2 separate regions of the Homo sapiens genome follow, and region 1 is linked to region 2. Evidence: chromatin loops called from intact Hi-C (ENCODE). Cell type or tissue: HCT116. All regions are shown on one strand. Each heading gives the region's core, and the rest is flanking DNA. Links, peaks and the distances in the headings are about the cores only.

The links. Peaks named below come from ENCODE experiments on the same cell type or tissue, not always from the same donor. Only the 100,000 strongest peaks of a DNase experiment are listed, where the experiment ranks them.
Region 1: it touches region 2 in a loop (5-fold over the local background); 7 of 110 quality-filtered maps call a loop at or near these places.

The regions. Positions count from the first base shown.
Region 1 is chr18:32,925,619-32,936,528 of GRCh38, forward strand. LOC107985186 (a long non-coding RNA gene) reads left to right here. Exons shown (of 3, transcript XR_001753401.1): 3 at 198-277. Among named protein-coding and RNA genes, the nearest start is that of KLHL14, 160 kb to the left of the region's middle. In HCT116, for the core only: a CTCF peak has its summit at 5,265; a DNase peak (open chromatin) is centred at 5,273.
Region 2 is chr18:32,152,207-32,163,116 of GRCh38, forward strand. No RefSeq gene overlaps it. Among named protein-coding and RNA genes, the nearest start is that of MEP1B, 32 kb to the right of the region's middle. RefSeq lists a silencer at 5,976-6,025. In HCT116, for the core only: a CTCF peak has its summit at 6,006 (motif pointing right); DNase peaks (open chromatin) are centred at 6,005 and 8,475; H3K4me3 peaks cover 358 bases.

The sequences.
Region 1 (10,910 bases), core at 991-8,990, 770 kb after region 2:
TAGAAACAGAAGAGAAGAGTTCTGTTGGTGTCAATAACTGTAGTTGTCCATTCGTCTCTAGCCACACATTTTTTCATAATTCCTAGATCTCCTCTTTGGCCACTAACTTGGCTTCTTAGGCACTTGTAAAGCACCTTCCAACAAAAAGTTTTCATGGTACTCATAGATTTTTGTTTTCTTGTTTGTTTTTGCTGTAGTCACCAGCAAAGGACTAAGATGTTTTCACTCCTTAGATCTTCCCTTGTGTCTGTTTAAGAAGAGGAATCCTCACTTATTTGGGTAAGAGCAGAGTAAGGTTTACTCTCAGGGATAAAAGGACAGAGTCCTTTCATTTGGGGTTTCCTTTGGTTTTGGTTGTAACACAACATCATTGCTTTATGGCAGTAATGGTGAAGAAGCATTTAGTTTGTATTAAAGCAATCTTTGGCTGCATTAATAAAAGTTAAGTGGCAAAATTAAGGGATGTGAAGGTTCTGTTGTTCAATGCAGTGATAAGAAAATTACTAGGGTTGTCTTCTCATAATATCATTTTAATGAGGAAATAAAACATTTGTCACATCTCAAAATGAGGAGCATAATGCTAGTCAAGGTTCTGAAGGGCGTATCACATGAGAAACCTGTGTAACAAAAAGAAGATGTAAAATAGTGGTTTTAAAATATGAAGAATTGAATTTATTTTGTATAGCTCCATGAGAATTTTCTCTCTCTCTCTCTCTGTCTCTCTCTCTCTGTGTATGTGTATTTTTTCCTCCAAAGTGGAGGAATTACTTCCCAATTCATTTTATAAGGCCAGAATTAATCTGATACCACATTCTGGATGACATTTCAAGAAAAGAAAACTATAGACCAACATTCTTCATGAGCATAGACACGTTTTAGACAGTCAAATCCAGCTCTCTCTCTCTCTGGGTATATATATATCTATCTATCTCATATATATATATATGAGATAATGTATCATGACCAGATCGCATTGATCTCAGAAATGCAAAGTTGGTTTAACATTTGAAAATCCAAAAAAGAAAATCCTTATGATCTTCTCACTGGATTCAGAAAAAGCATTTGATAAAGTCCAACATCTATTCCTGACAAAGGAAAAAAAACTCCAAACAAACCAGGATTAGAAAGGAGCTTACCCATTCTGATAAAAGCATCTATGGAGAACCTGTAGCTAACATCATATTTACGGTGAAAGATTAAATGCTTTCCTCCTAAAACTAGGAAGAAGATAAGGATATTCACTCTTACCACTATGTTCAACATTACATGAAAGACTCAAGCCTGTGTAATAAATCAAAGAAAGGAGAGTCATCCAAGTTGGAAAGAAAGAAGTAAAACTCTTAATTTGCATTTCTACATGATTATGTAAATAATTATATGCAACTTATACAAAATCTAAATATTAAGTGAATTTTTCAGGGTATAAATACAAAAGTATTTATATATACTAATAATGTGCTATTGCAAATTAAAAATTTTAAATATCACATATGTTATAGTATAAAAAGCATAAAATACTTAAGGATAAATTTGACAAAATGTGTGAAAGATCTGTGCACCAAAAACTATGAAACGTTCCTGGGAAAAATTTAAGAAAATCTAACCAAATGGAAAGATGTATTGTTTTTGCAGGTCAAAAGACTTAATATTGTTTAGATATTAATCTTCCCAAAACTGATGTATAGATTCAATGCGTTCCAAATCAAAATCCTAGCAGGGATTTTTTCTCTGATAGAAATTGACAAGCTGATTTCAATATTTATATGGAAATGCAAAATTCTCAGAATAGCCAGAATAACTCTGAAAAAGATCAAAGTTGATAGGCTAACACTTTCTGATTTGAAGACTTGTAAAAGTACTACTAAGACAATATGCTATTAGCATCATACAGACAATAAAACAATGGAACAGAAGACAGAGTCTATAGACAACTGAATTTTAACAAATGTGTTAAGGCAATTCGATGAAGAAAATATATTCTTAACAATAAGTAGTGCCAAAAATTTGAATATTCATATATTAAAATAACTTTGATCCATACCTATCACCATATATAAAAATAACTCAAATGAATGATATAACTGAATGTAAAAACTTAAAATTGTAAAACTTCTAGAAGAAAATAAAAAAGAACATTTTTGTGACTTGGATTAGGTGAAGACTTCTTAGATATGACCAAAGACTCCCAAGATATGATTAAAAAAAAGTCTTCTTCGATATGACAGATTGGTTCTATAAAAGAACAAATTGAGGGCCGGGCGCGGTGGCTTATGCCTGTAATCCCAGCACTTTGGGAGGCCGAGGCGGGCAGATCACAAGGTCAGGAGATAGAGACCATCCTGGCTAACACGGTGAAACCCCGTCTCTACTAAAAATACAAAAAATTAGCCGGGCGTGGCGGCGGGCGCCTGTACTCCCAGCTGCTGGGGAGGCTGAGGCAGGAGAATGGCGTGAACCCGGGAGGCGGAGCTTGCAGCGAGCCGAGATCGCGTCATTGCACTCCAGCCTGGGCGACAGAGCGAGACTCCGTCTCAAAAAAAAAAAAAAAAAGCCCAAAGATCTGGACAGACAATTCACCAAAGAAGACATATGGATGTTATATAAACATACAAAAAGATGTTCAACAACATTATTCATTAAAGAACTGCGGGTTAAAAGTAACACAAAGTACAATTACACATCCATTTGAATGTTTAAAATTTCAAAGGCTGATCATACTTCATGTAGACAAGGATGTAAAGAGACTCGAACTCTCATACACTTCTGGGGGACATGTAAAATGGTACAGCCAATAGGAAAACAGTTTGGTGGTTTTGTAAAAAGCTAAACAAGTACCTACGATATGATACAGACATTCCACTTTTAGGTATTTACCCAAAATAAATGAAAACGTTCCAATAATTGTACAAAAATGTTCATGGCAGTCTTATTTATAATAGCCCCAAATAGAAATGACCCAAATGTTCATGAGCAGATGGATAAATAAATGCATTTTGGTATATCTATAAAATGGAATTGAAAATAATTATGTTGACAAAAGAGCTAGACAAGAATGAGTAAATACTATATGATCTCATTTATATAACATAGGAAATTCCAACTAATCTATAGTGACAGAAAACAGGTGAGTGATTTTATGGGGCAGAGTAGGGAGTAGAGGATGGAGAAGGTTGGATAAGTTTATAAAGGAACTGAGGGACATGTTGGTGTGATGGATATACTCATTGTGTTGATTGTGATGATAGTTTCACAAGTGTATATAGATGTCAAAACATCCAATTGTGCACTTTAGATATATGCTGCTTATTTTATGTTAATTATGTCATTAAAACTCTTGAGAGAGAGAGAGACAGAGGAGAGACAGAGAGAGAGAGACAGAGAGAGAGAGAATGCCCCAGAAATTTATATGATTTAGTAAGAGGCTGATAGTTTTGAGTGGCTTCCATACCTTTCCTCCCTCTCTCCCTTCCTCCCTTCCTTCTTTTCTTGCTTCTATTATGTGATTAAAAATTATATTGTATTAATATCTTAAGAATTAACAAAGAATATACTTTACAAAATAATTCTAGAAGTCCCTTGGAATGGAAGGTGATACCTTAGAAGGAGGAAAGAAAACAAAAGGAATAGATCAGCTGTGTTACATTAAAAATGAACAGAGAATAGGTGAGAAAAGCGATGACAGGGAAACATGGCAGCATTGCAGATGGATTTTTCTGCCCGGAGATGCCAAATATTCAGTGTTCACTGTTTGTGTTTGTGTTGCTGTGTGTCATAAAACTTCTCTCTGGAAAAACGATTTGGGTCAGTCTCAGAGCAGAGATAAAGGAGCAGCTGCTCAATGCCGGGCAGAGAAGAATTTGTTACAGGCAAGTATTTCCGAGAAGGTACTGCATCTAGAGGCCTCCCAGCAATGTTGGGAACACATTGGATTTTCCACCGGAAATGAAATTGACTCTCAGTTGATATCTGGAATGGCACTTTTTTCTCTATTTCTTGATCAACATGTGCCAGTAAGTATGTTCAGGATTAGGAATTCAGAGATAAATAAGATATGGCTTTGTTCTGTCACAGCACTCAGATTAAATTTTTTAAAAACAATAATATGGTGTGAAAAGTAGGATGATAGTGGTAGTACTTGAGGGTAGTGGATGTACTTGCTCCAGAATTTCTGTGTAGGATGCTCTAGTGATTGGCATGTGGCAGCAATGGATGTGGCTATATATATATATATATATATATATATAATTTTCTATAAGAACTACATAAAAGGATAATAAAATAAAATAATAGGATAAAATGTTTGGTGTCCACATCAGAAAATGCCTGCTCGTGAGCACTAATAGAAATTATTGAGGATGCTGAATTCTCCATGCAGAAACTGACCTTAGAGGATGAATGGATGTTTAGGTGGCAGACAGCTTGGAGTAGGGTTTTCTGTACTGAGTCCATGTCCACAGCAAAAAAGTATACCAGTGAAAGATTTCCTGTTTGTGGAGTGGCAAGTCCCTGCTTGGAAGATCACTGATGTCATGATAAGAACCAGGTGATCATTTGGCTTTTCTCCCTAGTGCTTATGGAACACGAAAAAAATATATGGACTTTGGACAATGATTCAAGTTTCATCTCTGCCCCCAAGTATATGAATTAGTTGGTAATTCAAATTCAATCCCCTCATCCAATTATACCTTTGCCCCATCAATATGAATTCATTAGTAATTCAACCTAAGTCTCAGTTTTTTCGTCTCTAATATGAGGAAAACAGAGTTTTCTTGGAAAAAATTATAGGATTAGACACTACACACACACACACACACACACACACACACACACGTAAATAAATACATAGTGCCTGGTACCTAGTAGGCATGTGATAATTTTTACTTAGTTTTATTGTTGTTGTTCTCGCCAGGGCTCAAATTATTACCTGAGGTGAGAGTTCAACATTTAGTGCAGGGCCAGGGAAGTTCCCAGGAAGAACTGTTATTCAATTTTTAAAAAATGAAAAACAATGGTCACATTCTCACTGAATGTGCAGCTCTTCCCCAGGCACTTGACAAGGTGCACCAAAGATTCAACACATATCTAAGGAGTCCTTGAGTTATAAGTGACCAAACTAACGTACTTAAAGGAACTAGACAAGAATATCATATAATCAATTACAGGAGTGTGCGGTATAGGCAAGAGATGTCACAGGCCCCTGATGCTATTAGCCTCCTGTTCTTAGTATATGTGCAAAATGATGTAAGCAGTTGAATGCCATGTGCAAAGTACTAAGTGGTCCCCTAGTGGCCAGAAAGAGTTAATACTACATATATCCTGAGAGGAGCACGTAAAAACATTTCCTACCCACACATTATTTACCTCCAAGGCTATTCTCATTTGAGCTGATAAGAGTTTCCCATTCTAAATCAATTTATACTTCAATGATAGGCAACTTAAACTATTTCCCCAAATATTATTAATCACACGGACCCACTCTGTTCCCCAATGTACTCTTGAACTTACCTTTCTCACGGTTTACTGATTTCTAGAGATTATGCATTTATTTGCCAGGCTTTCTATATTAAGATATGAACCTTTGAAAGGAAGTAATTGGGTTAGTGCTATCCGGGGGAATCATGAGTTCCAGGTTTTCCAGGCTAGGACAGTCCTGGTTTATGCTGATTTTCCTAGTGTAATTATTAGTATCATCCCCTTTTATAATCACAATTGTTCCAGTCTTGAGAATTAATTATATGGTCACCTTCCTGCTCCTTTTTTTCCCCTGATGAAAACTCTAAAAATACCAGTGTAACTCAGCTGGACATGAGGTCAATCTGCATGCGATCCCTGTCACTCCCGCAATCACCAGGGCTCACTTGGCTGGTCTGTCTGGATAGGCTGTTTTCTTTTGCATATTCCCCAAGTTTTCTTCCGGAAGTTGCCATCTAAATCAGAGAAGAGGATTGTGGGTGATGTATGTGCTACTCGGCTCTCTTGTTTGAGTTTTCTCACAGTCTCTCATAAGCTCTAAAAGTCACCATTAAGCCAGTTCTAATGCCATGCCATGTTGGTTGGGCAGAATCTGCAGATCTTGGGTGAAATAATTTATCCAGCAAACACCCAGTCTATATCTACATGACTATGTAACCTGTGCTGCTACAATTAATGTGTTACTGGGTGAAAGAAGATGATCTAGATACAAAAATTGAAATAGAACAAAAGGAAATTGTGAACACTTTCTAGAGACAGCACAAGCATATCCACAATGGCCCAAATGTCACCTCTTATCATAGTCAGAACAATATGGACACCTGTAAAACCCAGCCAAGTGAGACTTTCAAACTCAAATTTATGCTTGATGTGTCAGAACGACATTGGTACATTTATAGGCTAGTTGTATGAATGCAACACAGTAGAATTGTTTTGGAATACAGCAATGGACTTGTGAACGCCTTGTTAAAATGAAGTATACTTTTCTGGCTCAGAACAGATTTCTTAAGAAGTATGTCAATGTCCTTATATGACTTGTTTCAGCAACGAAGATAATATTTTAATGGGTAGTTCAATTCAAAATGCCAAAATTAAATTATTACAAATAAAGAGGCATGTACAATTACATTCATATTCAGAAACTGCTTTGTGATTTTGATGAAGAATTAGAAACAAAATATTACCCTAAATGCCTTAAACAATACATTTTTTCTTCTTTTCTCATTATCACTGACCTGTTTTCAACCTTCTTCCAAGCTTTTACTCACATCTTAACCATATGTATTTTACATGTGAATGAGATTATGAATTCATGACTCTAGGAGATAAATGCATACATATAGACTATAAATGGTATTTCATTCTTTATACCTCATAATCTTATGCTTAGGAAGAGAAAAACCTTAAAATAAAAATCTGCCCAATAGGTATTATCACATATAATAAAATACATTAAAAGTTATAACTGGAATAACAAGATTTGGGAAATTTCAGCAGCTGCTTGGTGCTGAATACCAATAGGATCATTCTGGATTCATCACATAACAATGAATACAAACAAACAAATGACCGTATTTAGTAAATCAATAAAGACAGTCTTCTGCAAAGGCCTGGATGGGATCTATGGTTAGTTATATAATCACAGATGGGTGACATTCGAAGATTTTCCATGTGACTATAGCAGTTATTTCTGCTAAAGGATTTCAAGGAGAAATTTGGAGTTTATTATTTTATTATTATCAGTCAAATTTTGACACAAGATATATATTCATTCTTCTTGCAATGAATGTTCAAACTCTTCCATTTCTGCCAGAGACAGAGTATGGCCAATATTGAGTATAGAGAGCTGAACATAAAAATTATAGTTGAATGTTAAATAAAATAAAATGTTCTACATTTCTCTACATACTTATGCCCAGGATTACTAACATAGAGTGACCAAACTATTGCAAGAGTTGTTTCTTATGTTGGCTATTAGAAAGCTCAGAGCCTAACTTGCAGTCATTACTTGCAAATATAGAAGGCTTCATGGATGTATTTTGTACCAACTTCCCTCCTTGGCTTATTTGATTCCTTATTTTCCTTCTGCCTAATTTTTAACCTCTTTTAAATAATGTTTTCTTACTGTTTTAGTTTGGATGTGTGGCCCTTAAACCTTATGTTGAAATTTGTTCCTAATGTTGGAGGTGGGGCCTAATGGGAAGTGTTTGGGTCATGAGGTTGGATTCCTCATGAATAGATTAAAGCCCTCTCTGTGGCATGTGTGAGTTCTTACACTGTTAGTTCCCATGAAAGCTGGTTAAAAAGAGCCTGGTGCTTTCCTGCTTTTCTCTTGCTCCCTCTGTTGCCATGTGATCTCTGCACATGCAAGCTCCCCTTCACCTTCCACCATGAGTGGAAGCCTGAATCTTTTACCAGAAGCTAAGCAGATGCCAGCACGATGCTTCTTCTACAGCCTGCAGAGCCATGAGTCAAATAAACCTCTTTTATTTATCAATGACCCAGCCTCAGGTATTCCTTTATAGCAGCACAAAACAGACTAAGACACTATAGAGTATTAATTTTTGTAGGTCATATGTAGAGACATAATCTTATCTAAAAATCCCTCCAAAATTATGTATGTTCTATAAATGCTGTGTCATAGCACCTACATTACTTACCTCATTTAATTTCCTCAAAAAGGACATGAAACACCAAAAATTATCTAATACTGTAACACAGAACAATGATTTTTGTAGAGTAATTCCTCCCTCCTCATTTTACATGTTGTTATCTTTCTGCCAAAATGCCAAAATGTTTTATATAATGCACACTACCAATGTAGTGTAAAGCAGGGTAAGAAAAGAGACACTTCTCTAAATTTTTGTCTGGCACAGATTTGTGCAGAAGTAAATCAGTCACAGAGATCATTTCAGCTGTAAAAATACAGTTAAAGGAGAGCTCGTCTGTTGTAGGCAGTGGCAGCCGGAAAGAACCCACAGCAATTAGTTTAAAAGCCCAAATTTAAGGAAATACCCATTTCAGTTTTGCTGTGGATCACTATTGAATAATGGTGGAATACAGACGACAGTGAGTGACTAAGAATATAGAAGCCCAAGAAGAGGCTCCAAGCAGGACCAGGCTGAGATATTGTTCAATGCTCTTGTGGTGTGGGAGAATTGCAGCTCTGAAGTCACCCTTGCCATCTATCTTTTGTTTCTCAATGCCAGTCAGTCATTCTTAAACAACTCTTTCTATTGTAATGATTAAATTATGATCCCCAGCAGGCATTTGATGTCAGAGCTCTTCCGTTCAAAGTAGGGAGGCAACTTCTTTCTATAATTATGTTTTCTACCAGTGTTATTTAAAGTTTGCTCTTCAGCTTTCTGAATTTTGTTGTGATAGCCCTGAGGGCGTGAAATAATTCGTCTCTGATGCTTCCCGACTGACTTCTTTCTCCTTTCCTTTCTCATATATCCTGACCTTTCATTGGAATGGGCCTGATTATACCTCACAAGTTTCATCCTTACAAACAGAAGTTTTCAGTGTGACTGGTCTCTTAGGTCAGGTATTGGCGCTGTTAGAAACCTGATGCCTGTAGTTGAGGTTTTTGTTATGTGGTTTGTGACATGTTGTACAGAACAATCTGTTACATATTTGCTCCATGGATAGTACACAGAATCTTCCTATATAGTTCCACCGGATTAGGAGCAAAATCAGAAAGAATACTACTAATCTCAAAGTCTTACGGGGATTAAGAGGTGGGGGTAAGATCAACATTGCCTTGAATTTTAATGTCTTATTGCATATTCAAGAACAAATTTATTAAATATTATAGGGGAGAAATCCTTCAGACCTATTTCTTTAAATTTAATCCTTAATGTATAGGGCAACTCTCTATTTGATAGGCTTTAAGAAGGCAACCCACATTGTTTCAATGTAATCTATCTATTCAGGAAATGCCCGGCCTGAAAGACGGTTGACAGGTGAGCAATGGCATCACTATCACACCTGCAGGTTCCTGCCCAGACCTCCTCTGCTCAGTTTTATTCTGTCAAGAGGGATGCTACTGAAGTGACTTCAGTAAATTGAAAGACAGATGTGGAGTCAGGCTACTAATCTACTGTCTAATTTCCTTAGTACCGGATTGGAAGTCCTAAAATAACCAATCTATTGATGTGTCTATTTTTTTTTCATCATAGAAAATATTGAAATGTCACTTTATGACAATTCTGGGTTTTATGTCTTTTTAATGACAAAGTCATCTAGTATGTATTTTCCTCGGAAGTACTCTAGATATACAGATTTCCATTTCGGCATGCAGAGTTAAAAAATTTTTAAATGTTTATAAAAAGAAATCATCCAAGAACTAAAGAAAATTTGATAAAATATAGTGCATCTTCTATCAAGAGCCATCTTATGAGAGAGCTACCACTATAATGATAGAGATTTGCAAGTCATTAATGGAAACAGATTTTTTGTCTAGATGATTTTCAGAAGGCAGCAAGGTTTAGGTTCTTTGACTTCAAATGTGATTTTAAAATAGGCAACCACAGAGACAGCTTCTACAAAGTTGACACTTTTAGAGGAAAGTAAAGCAGACCTTTCAATTTGTCCTGAGAGCTAGGAGATAACTAGTTCTTTTTTTTTTTTTTTTTTTTTTGAGACGGAGTCTTCCTCTGTCGCCCAGGTTGGAGTGCAGTGGCGCGATCTCGGCTCACTGCAAGCTCCGCCTACCGGGTTCACGCCATTCTCCTGCCTCAGCCTCCCGAGTAGCTGGGACTACAGGTGCCCGCCACCACGCCTGGCTAATTTTTTTGTATTTTCAGTAGAGACGGGGTTTCACCGTGTTAGCCAGGATGGTCTCGATCTCCTGACCTCGTGATCCGCCCGCCTCGGCCTCCCAAAGTGCTGGGATTACAGGCGTGAGCCACCGCGCCCGGCCGGAGATAACTAGTTCTTAATAAGAATGTTAATTACCACTGGGTGTGTGAATTCTATTGTGTTGCCTTATTCCAAGTCATTTAGATTAACATATCTATTAAAGGCTTTCTTGTAGAAGATTTCCATTTCTGATGCAGGCTCATGCTTTCCCTTCTGTGTCTTTTCTCATGGTTTACACCTAAATGGAACACTGTCATCTGGGTTTTTGCATATTCAAATCTTAGTCATTCTTTAAGAAGTAAAGGCTACTACCTCCATACACTTTTGTACACATCTCTCAGTTCCTAGCATGACATATTGGTTACAGAAGATTTTCAACAAATATAGTTGAAATGAAAAGAATGAATTAAGCACTGTATTTTTTTGTAAGGTATTGGAGTCCCTCTCTGGAAATCATAGTAAAATTATATCCTAGTAGAGGATATAATGTAATATATGTTCAATTCTCTTTAGAGATATAAAGATATACTGGAGGGCCCTTAGATATTTTATTCAGCACAATATTATCCTTAAAT
Region 2 (10,910 bases), core at 1,480-9,479:
ATTCATTGTGCTCTTGAGAGCCTTTAAAGGGTTCTTCTCCCTTTAAATGTACTTCTCCATTCCAATATTTCTATTTTTTAATTACAATCTCTTTGTTAAATTTCTCTGATAAATTTCTGAAATGCTTTTCTGTGTGATCTTGGAGATCACTGAGTTTCCTTAAACTACTGTTTTGAATTATTGGTCAGAGAGCTCACAAATTGCTGTCTTGTTAGGGTCAGTTACTGGATTTTTGCTTTATCCTTTTGGAGAGGTCATGGTTCCATGCTGTTTCTTGTGGATGTCTAGGTCTTTGCATTGGATGATTATTTATCCTAGTTTTCTCAGTCTTGTTTTGTTTTTTTAATTGAATATATTTGCTTAGCACATCTTTGCCTGCACGTCATTGCTTCCTTTTCAGCTTTAGGTGACACCTTAAGCCCAGGTTTGCCTCAGCCTTAGTTAATGCTCAGAGTGCTCCTGGTCCTAAATGGAGGAGGTCCCAGAGGGATTATCCTGACTGTGTCAGAAGGCTGGCTAGAGGTTCATGCCCAGGAGACCTGTGGGACTTACTTCCTACAGTGTGGTGCTGCTGAACGGCCACTCTGATTTAGCATCTTCTTTGGCTGAGTTACAGAGCAGAGGTCCTAGGGCTGGAGATGGTAGTCCTGTCTCCCCACTTTGTCTCTTCCTGTTCTCAGGGATATTTCTGCCATCAGGCAGTCACAATGCTTCCCACAGGTTAAAGCAAGGACAGGGTTCCTGCCAGGGAACCCAAGAAAGTGGGGAAGCTGGTTGACCACCTCAGTTTCACTTTTTCTATTGTAGAAACTGAGTTTGGGAGAGATTTTTCACATACTTGGTACAGGGCAGAATCGGGGTGAGGGTCATTACAGATGTAGAAATCCATTTCTCCTATTGTCTGCTCAGAGGTTTTCCATTTCTCTAAGGCCCTGAAAACTGTCTCATCCTCAGATCTGAGCTCTGGATTGTTGCTGGTGAAAATCTCAGTGCTGTATATATACTTTTTGGTATTCTACGGGGGGAGAGTGAAACCAGCTTACCTCTACACTGTCATTTTGAAACCAGAAGTCTCCCGGCTGTGAAATTTTTGAAAATGTGATTGTTGTATTACTCATTTGATATTAACTAACATTTAACATGTAGTGGGGTAATCAATAAGTGTTTGTTGATCTGCTTTGTGACAGTAGGAAGAAATGATATTGGCTCTCGTTCCACTGAGCTACTAGGACATTAAGATAAATAGTCTTTATGGGGCCTTTGAGAAATTGGGTTTATTTTAGGTAATTATTAGGATGCATAATCAATGAAAGTTAACAGATAGACAAATATCCAGAAAAACTATAGAAACTTAAGCAGCCTGGGAAACATGGCAAGGCCCTGTCTCTACAAAATTTTTAAAAATTAGCCAGGTGTGGTGGTGTGCACCTGTAGTCCTAGCTACTTGGGAGGCAAAAGTGGGAGGATTGCTCGAGCCCAGGAGGTTGAGGCTGCAGTGAGCCGTGATTGTGCAGCCAAAAAAAAAAAAAAAAAAAAAAAAAAAAAGAAATGGGAAAAAACTGAAGGTTTAAAAAGAAAAGATAAATCATATTTTATAAATTAGGAGAAGCTGAAGAGGAGAATCATAAAAAAGCAGCACAGCAGGGCCTCAAATAACATGACTTTGTTCAACATGGTTTCGTTGTAATGTGGAAAAACTGCCTGTAATTCCAGCACTTTGGGAGGCCGAAGAGGGTGGATCACCTGAGGAGTTTGAGACCAGCCTGACCAACATGGAAACCCCGTGTCTACTAAAAATACTAAAATTAGGCATGTGTGGTGGCAGATGCCTGTAATCCCAGCTACTTGGGAGGCTGAGGGAGGAGAATTGCTTGAACCCGGGAGGTGGAGGTTGTGGTGAGCCGAGATCGCTCCATTGCACTCCAGCCTGGGTGACAGAGTGAGACTCCGTCTCAAAAAAAAAAAAAAAAAAAAAAAAGAAAGAAAGAAAGAAAGAAAAAACTGATTCCCAATGGGGACTACTGTCTGTGTGGGGTTTGTACATCCTCCTCATGTCTGAGTGGGTTTTCTTTGGATATTCCAGTTTCCTCCGAAATCTCAAAGCTGTACACATTAGGTTAATTGGTGTGTCTACATGGTCCCAGTTGGAGTGAGTATGTGGGTGTCTGTGAGCGTGTCCTGTAATGGAATTACATTCTCTCCAGGGTCATTTCCCACCTTGCACCCTGAGCTTCTGGAAGAGAATCCAGCCATCTGTGAGCCTGAACTGAAATAAGTGGGTTAGAAAATGAATAAAGGTATGAATACATATGATGGTAAAATAAAACTTCACAAAATATATGAAAATCATATAAATACATTGATATTATGTGGCTGTGTCCCCACCTAAATCTGACCTTGAATTGTAACAATCCCTATGCGTCAAGGACAGGACCAGGTGGAGATAATTAAATCATGGGAGCAGTTCTCCCATCCTGTTCTCGTGATAGTGAGTGAGTTCTCATGAGATCTGATGGTTTTGTAAGGGGCCTCCCCCTTTGTTTGGCACTTCTTCCTGCCGCCCTGTGCAGAAGGACATGTTTGCTTCCCCTTCTGCTATGATTGTAAATTTCCTGAGGCCTCCACAGCCCTGCAGAACTGTGTGTCAAGTAAACCTCTTTCCTTTATATATTGCCCAGTCTTGGACAGTTCTTTATGGCAGTGTGAGAACACACTAATACATGCATGAAAATAAATGATGCAGGACAAAAGTGCTTATTGAGCCTGCCATGTCTGTGATTGTTTTTGAGCTGCATAGTGGTAGGAAGTACTCTGATATTTTTTGCTTTGCGAACATTTATTCCTTGATTTAATCCACCACTATTGCAACCCCCATCACTCACTGATTCACCAAAAATTGGGTAATTATGCTACTTGTTTTTATTAATATTTCTTAAAGGTATATATAGCTCACATTTATTTCAATGTTTAATATTAGAAGTGTTTTGTGTCTTTATTTAGAAGTTTGGTGATGTTTCTGTGACCAGAAAAATGCCACAAGAAACTAAACTCTTGTTTATACCAATTAGCCTATGGTAAAATTGGTTTTGTTTTGCTTAAAGTTGCAGTTTCCAAGCACCTATTGATGACATTGAGGACTTATTGTATTTAGAAAAAAATGCCACCCTTATATTTCTCGAATACTCTATAATTTCACTGTACTTTAGGGTCCATGATTTTGCTTGTTTTTCACAATGATGATGTAGATAGGGCAGACATCATCCCCATTTTACAGATTAAGAATCTGATTCATGGTTGATGAGGTTAGATGTCTAATCCAAGGTTGTATGCCAGGTTGATGGTAGGTAGATCCAGAACTTGAACCCTAATCTAAGGCCTTTTTTTTTTTTTTTTTTTTTGAGACGGAGTCTCACTCTGTCGCCCAGGCTGGGGTGCAGTGGTGCAATCTCGGCTAACTGCAAGCTCCACCTCCTGGGTTAACACCATTCTCCTACCTCAGCCTCTTGAGTAGCTGGGACTACAGGCACCCGCCACCACGCCCGGCTAATTTTTTGTATTTTTAGTAGAGACGGGGTTTCACTGTGTTAGCCAGGATGGTCTCGATCTCCTGACCTCGTGATCCGCCCGCCTTGGCCTCCCAAAGTGCTGAGATTACAGGTGTGAGCCACCGCGCCCGGCCAATCTAATGCTCTTTCTTAACACTGAGAACTGTCCATAAAAGGTGGAATTGCCCCTGACTTTGGCTGTTAGGCAGGATACATTTATGAGCTCCACATTCCCCTTCCTCTACATATCTGGGTCTCCTCTCCTAGGAGACCTACTTCTGGGTCTAGGTCTCTAGAGATAGCTACCAGCCACCAAGACCTTTAGATGGTTTACTTTGACATGTCATCCCTGGATTTATCTCCTAGGACTGGGACACAGGAACTTTTAGCTTATTGTACTTATTCATTGAGTGAGTTATTAGTGTGTGCTAGAAACTGTGCTGAACCCTGGACAGACAATATTGATCAGGAAGACATAAGGCCTGCCCGTATGATGTTTTACAGTAGTGGGAGAGAGATATTCTATATCCACACTCACAAACCCTTAGGAGCCTTAGACACTATAAGAGGGCCACACCTTGTGGCAAATGTTATCTGTATAGTAACAACATCCCATAAAAATAAGAAATATGGCTCACAACTCTAAAACTCCAAGTGTGTTAAGTGCTATGATGCTATGAGAGCATATAATAGCAGAATTTGGTTACGTCAGGGAGGTCACAGAAAAGATTCCAGTTAAAGCCAGATCTGAGGGAAGAGTAGGCATTAACTAGACAAAAGTGTTGTACAAAACTAAACTAGTGCTTCTTGTCTTGTCCAGCATGGTAAAATTTTGAACCTCACAATATTTCTCAGACCTCTCTACATGATGAGTAGCCGATTTTTTAATTGTCTTCTGTGGAAGGCTCAGAGTAGCCGATTTTTAACGATTGGGGAAATACACAGTCCTATGAATCCGCTAACAACTCTAAATAGATTTCTAATTTATTAATCACCCAACCTTTAGATACATTTGAGCCATATTTCTTATTTTTGTGGGATGTTATTACTATACAGATAACATTTGCCACAAGGTGTGGCCCCCTTATAGTGTCTAAGGCTCGGGTTTGCTGCCCATGAGTTATCCATCTCTGAGCTAATCTGTGGGCATGTACTGTTGAGACAAGAGAAAACAAGAGCTTTCTTCTCCTCTCTCTTTCCTCTGCTACTAGGTACCAAAAGTCCATTTTTTCAGTGGCTTCTTGGGGACATCAGTGTCAGCCAGTTTGCAGTCCAGTTTCAAGAGTGAACAGGCTGTGAAAAGACCTAGTATTGCTTTAGAATAAGTAATTGTGAAATGGAAAAACTATTAAGGGAAGAGAGCACAAATATTGGGTAATAGCAGTGGTTGGTCAAACTGATTCAGAAAGCCCTTATGGTTCAGTATATTTTATTTGGGTAAAAAGGGAGGAGTTCTCTTAAGAATGTTTAAATACATTATTTTAAAAAAATTGAAACAGAGTCCCACTCTATTGCTCAGGCTGGAGTGCAGTGGCTCATTCATAGCTCATGGCAGCCTCAAACTCCTGGGCTCCAGCCATCCTCCCACCTCAGCCTCCCAAGTAGCTGAGACTACAGGAATGTGCTACTATGACTGGCCAATTTTTAAAATTTGTAGTAGAGACAGGGTCTTACTATGCTGCCTAGGCTGGTCTCAAACTCCTGGGCTCAAGTGATCTTCCTGCCTTGGCCTCCCAAAGCACTGGGATTGCAGGTGTGAGCCATTGTGCCTGGCATAAATACATTCTTCAAAGCACCTGGAGTGCTGTTTGGGCTGGCAAAGCTCTGGGGATCAAGTCCCAGAATGATGCGTGCACTTCCTCACCAAAATAGTGCTGCTTTTCCTTCTGTCTGGGATGTCTAACCTGTCTCCAAGCTTGGCCCTCTGACCTGCAGGCTTAAGCTTCAGCCTGGACTCTTCTGTGAAGGCATTGCTGACCCCTTCAGAGAGATTCTAGAGTGATTTCCCAGGCCCCCCTGTACAGCGGTCCACCTGCATTATTTGCAATTGCCACATGGCCCCACATGTCGCCTCATGAGGCTGGGAACTCCCAAAGGCAGTGGCTAATAGGTGCTCAATAAATGCTTGGGAAAGGAATTCGTTGTTGCTTTTCGGATACTGGGGATTTAAAATAAATATTACAAAGTATTTTGGGAGAAAAATATAATGGTGTCTACTAGAGTTCAAAGCAATGTGCAACTCTGCCATAATTTTAAGCTCTTGGTATACTTGTTATCCTGAATGATGTCAAGTATTGTAATCCAGTTTCGTGAATCTACGACAGGACAACTAGCAGCTCTGGGGGAAGGAAGCACAAAACGCAGAAAGCAAAAGGAACCGCATCAAATTACAAGTAGAGCTAGGCAAGCGGCACATTGAAGAGGCTGCTTAAAACACACACGTGGGATGGCCACAAGGTGGCAGCTTAGAACCGTGACATTACGCATCGACCATTCAAAGACCGAACAGCGGGGAATGTGGCAGGCTGGAGAGTGGAGAGCGGGTTTATTGGGGCAATTAGAACCGGGAAAGGAGAAAGAGACCGTGATTTATTGTATTTGGTGCGCACATCCTTATAATTTTGTTTGCCCTAGAAAAAAGCACAGGCACACACACTTAAATGCATATACACAGCAAAGACTCATCAATTTCACTCTTGAGAAGCGTTAACCCCAGAATGAGTCTCCTGTGCAGTCGCGAGCTGGCTGTTTCCTGAGGTGGCCTCACGTCCTTCGTACCTTTTATGGCGTGCTTTTATAGGCTGTTTAAGAACTTTTTTTTTTTTTGAGACGGAGTCTCGCTGTGTTGCTCAGGCTGGAGTGCAGTGGCACGATCTCGGCTCACTGCAACCTCTGCTTCCCGGGTTCAGGTGATTCTCCTGCCTCAGCCTCCTGAGTAGCTGGGATTACAGGCGCACGCTACCATGCCCGGCTAATTTTTGTAATTTTTTTTTGGTAGAGACAGGGTTTCACCATGTTTGCCAGGCTGGTCTCAACTCCTGACCTCAGGTGATCCGCCTGCCTGCCTCGGCCTTCCAAAGTGCTGGGATTACAGGTGTGAGCCACTGCGCCCGGCCAGGACTTCTTAAGAGTACTTTTACTTTCTCTGGGGTTCATGTAACATATTTACTTTAGAACCTCACTAAGTTGCTACTCTACTCTGCTTATAAAAATATACATATAGAAATCCATATATTATTATAGACTATATACATCTATATTATACGTTATAATAATATGTAGCATTAATTGATGAATCAGGAAACCAGTGCTTTCTACTATGCCTTTGAAATAGTGGGTGCTTAATATATGTCTGCTGAACTGAAGGGAAACAGAATACATATTTTGGAAAATGGAAGGTGTGGACACAGTAGCAGAGGAATATTGCAACACAGTGTAGAGGATCATAAAGGGGCAAAAGGGAGAAGAGAATGTCTACCTCTCTGCCACTTCTCAGAGCTAACCTGCTGTACCCAAGGGTCCATGAAACTCAAGGTCCCATTCCCTAGTTTTTGTTTTGTTTTTTTGTTTGTTTGTTTTGAGACAGAGTCTCACTGTCGCCCAGGCTGGAGTGCAATGGCGTGATCTCCGCTCACTGCAACCTCCGCCTCCCATGTTCAAGCCATTCTCCTGCCTCAGCCTACCAAGTAGCTGGGATTACAAGCGCGAGCCACCAAACCCAGCTAATTTTTTTTTTTTTTTTTTTTTTTTGAGACTGAGTCTCGCTCTATCGCCCAGGCTGGAGTGCAGTGTCTCGATCTTGGTTCACTGCAACCTCCACTTCCCGGGTTCAAGTGATTCTCATGCCTCAGCCTCCCGAGCAGCTGGGACTACAGGCGCGTGCCACCACGCCTGGCTAATTTTTGTATTTTTAGTAGAGATGGGGTTTCACCATATTGGCCAGTCTGATCTCGAACTCCTGACCTCAGGTGATCCACCCGCCTTGGCTTTCCAAAGTGCTGGGATTGCAGGTGCAAGCCACCATGCTCGGCTCTAATTTTTGTATTTTTATTTTTATTTTGAGACAGAGTCTCACTCTGTGCCCAGGCTGGAGTGCAGTGGCATGATCTCAGCTCACTGCAACCTCCACCTCCCAGGTTCAAGCAATTCTCCTGCCTCAGCCTCCGGAGTAGCTGGGATTACAGGCGCCGTCCACCATGCCAGGCTAATTTTTAAAATATTTTTAGTAGAGACGGGGTTTCACTGTGTTGGCCAGGCTCGTCTTGAACCCCTGACCTCAGGTGATCCACCTGCTTCGGCCTTTCAAAGTGCTGGGATTACAGGTGTGAGCCACCATGCCCAGCCCCCTTCCTTAGTTTGATCTATACTATCACCACGTCTACATGTCCTAGTGATTTGAACAGCAGCCTTTATAACATAATCGTGAAACTTTGGATTTCTAGAAGGCAAATGACGTAAGAGTCAATGCCTTGTCTGAATGATCATATTTCCATACCTTGCCCAGAGGAGGCATTTAATAAAGATTGGTTATAAATTTAACCTATCCAATAAGAAGTCCAAAAGCTAAGCACTGAACCACATGAACGTGGGAAATTACTGAATTAAAAGGAAATGTTATTTACAATAAACCATATAGATAGATACTACCTAAAACGTAGCTTTTGTTAAACTTCCAACAAATCGAAATTATATTTTAGTAAAATCATAATTTTTCAGACCAGCAGTAGGGTAAAAACTATGGATATGGGGCAAAGGGTGTGGTATCATCCTGTCTCCAGGAACTTATAACTTACTGGAAAACGATAACATATCTATAAATGCACTTTCAACAACATATGGCAAAAATAAGTGCTATAGATGCTCAGAGGAGGGAGGAAGGCTTCATAGAAGGGATTAGCATTGGCCTGGACTTTGGAAGGTGAATCATAACTGTATAACAGGAGGGGGAAGCATTCTTGGGGCAGAGGCTCAGGAAGGTGTGTTCAGGTGAGGGTGAGTAGAACAGGGTGCCCAGAACAGTTCAGGAGGGTGTGGCACAGGGAGAAAAGACTGAGATGCAGAGGGGCCAGATCATGAGGACGCCTGGGAGTCTGTCCTCAGAGAGTCTGTCCTTTACCCCAGAGGCACTGCAGGCCTTTGAACAGGGTAATGACCTGGTGGAGGCTAAACTTTTGAAAGATTATGCAGGATATATTGATATGGGTATAATTAGAGACTTAGATGTTATTTTGTTTTATAAAAGTCATCCAGACAAGCTGGGCACAGTGGCTCATACCTGCAATCCCAGAGCTTTGAGAGGCCAAGGCAGAAGGATCACTTGAGATTAGGAGTTTGAGACCAGTTTGGGCAACATAGTGAGACACTGTCTCTACAAAAAAAAAAAAATCAAAATAAAAAAAATTTACCAGGCACAGTGGTGCGTTTGTAGTTCTGGCTACTGGGGAGGCTGAGGTGGGAGGATCACTTGAGCCCTGGAGATCACAGCTGCAATGAGCCATGATTATGCCACTGCACTCCAGCTTGCGTAACACAGCAAGACCGTGTCTCAAAACAAAACAAAACAAACAAAAAACAAAAAAAGTCATAAAGTACAACCTGTAGCTATTGTACATATATAAATATTCAAACATATGATAGCCAGTAGGTTTATCATATAATTGGATGACAAAATAAATTTGAGAACCACATTCTATTTTAAATATATTAATTTTTATTAGTTGAAAAGATTTTAAAGATATACAGTATTTGAGAAAATGACAAAAACAAATCTCATGAAATATCTTTCATTTTCACTTTAAATATTTTTTATGAACAAAGTACAAATAATGGCCCACATTTCTTATAAATAGACTAATTTTTAAAGATGTAGCTGGGGAATGGATGATGAATGAAGAGGACAATGACTACGACTTTATTTAGAAGCAAATCCCACCTAAAGTGCCAAGGGCATGGGCTTGCTTTTGAAAGGGGCTCTTTGCAATCAGCTGGGCAGTGGTTTGCTATGCACGGTGGCCCTTCAGAGGACCAGCTAACCTGAAAAGTTATCCCTACCAGGATCACCAGCCAACTGCAGCACAAACCTTCTGTAAAGAAAAATGGGCTGGGTGCGGTGGCGCATGCCTGTGGTCTCAGCCACCGGGGAGGCTGAGGTGGGAGGATCAAGGCCAGGAGTTGTGGTGAGACCAGCCTGGGCAACATAGTGAGGCCTGGTCTTAAAAAGCAACTTAAGTTTCACTCAGGTATCCACAGTTTCATTTGGGTAACAGAAAAATATACCTGCTGTAGTCTGGCAGTTCCTCAAAAGTTTAAACATGGAATTTCTTTCTTTCTTTTTTTTTTTTTTTTTTTTTAAGATGGAGTCTCACTCTGTCACCTAGGCTGGAGTGCGGCAGTGCTATCTCGGCTCACTGCAAGCTTCACCTCCCAGGTTCACGACATTCTCCTGCCTCAGCCTCCCAAGTAGCTGGGACTACCGGCGCCCACTACCACGCCCAGCTAATTTGTTGTATTTTTAGGAGAGACGGGGTTTCACCATGTTAGCCAGGATGGTCTCGATCCGCCCGCCTGGGCCTCCCGAAGTGCTGGGATTACAGGTGTGAGCCATCGCGCATGGCCTAAACACGGAATTTCAATATGACCCAGTAATTCTACTCTTAGGTATATAGACAAGAGAAATGAAACATATATTCACATAAAAACTTGTATGAGAATATTCATAATAGCATTATTTGCAATACCCAAACATTGAAAACCACCTGAAAGTCCATCAACTGATGAAGAGATAAATAAAATGTGGCGTATCCATACAATGGAATATTCTCTGGCAAAAAAAAATGAGGTACTGATATATGCTATGAGATAGCTGGATCTTGAAAACATTATGCTAAGTGAAATAAACTAGACACAAAAGACCATATATTATATGATTCTATTTATATGAAATGTCCATGAGAAGCAACTCCATAGAGACAGACAGTAGATTAGGGCTGCACAGGGCTGGAGAGACTGTGAAGAACGAGGGAGAAACTGCTAAATGGTAGAAGCATTTGGGGAGGGGGGCAATGAAATGCTCTAAAATTGTTGTGGTGACAGCTAACGCCGTGAGTATACTAAAAGCCAGTCTTCATTGTATACTTCAAAAGGGTGAATTACATGGTATGCGTATTATATCTCAATAAAATTGTTACCAAAACAGAAATATCTGTTGTAATATCATAGTACTGGAAAGGACTTCAAGATGTCATCTAACATGGTTTAATCAATTAAATGTAGTTCATCTAATACATATCAACTAAGTCATGGAGCCCTCATGTGCTGGGTTTTGGATGTGATGTTGTGAGAGCCCTGAGGAAGGGCACTTGGCTC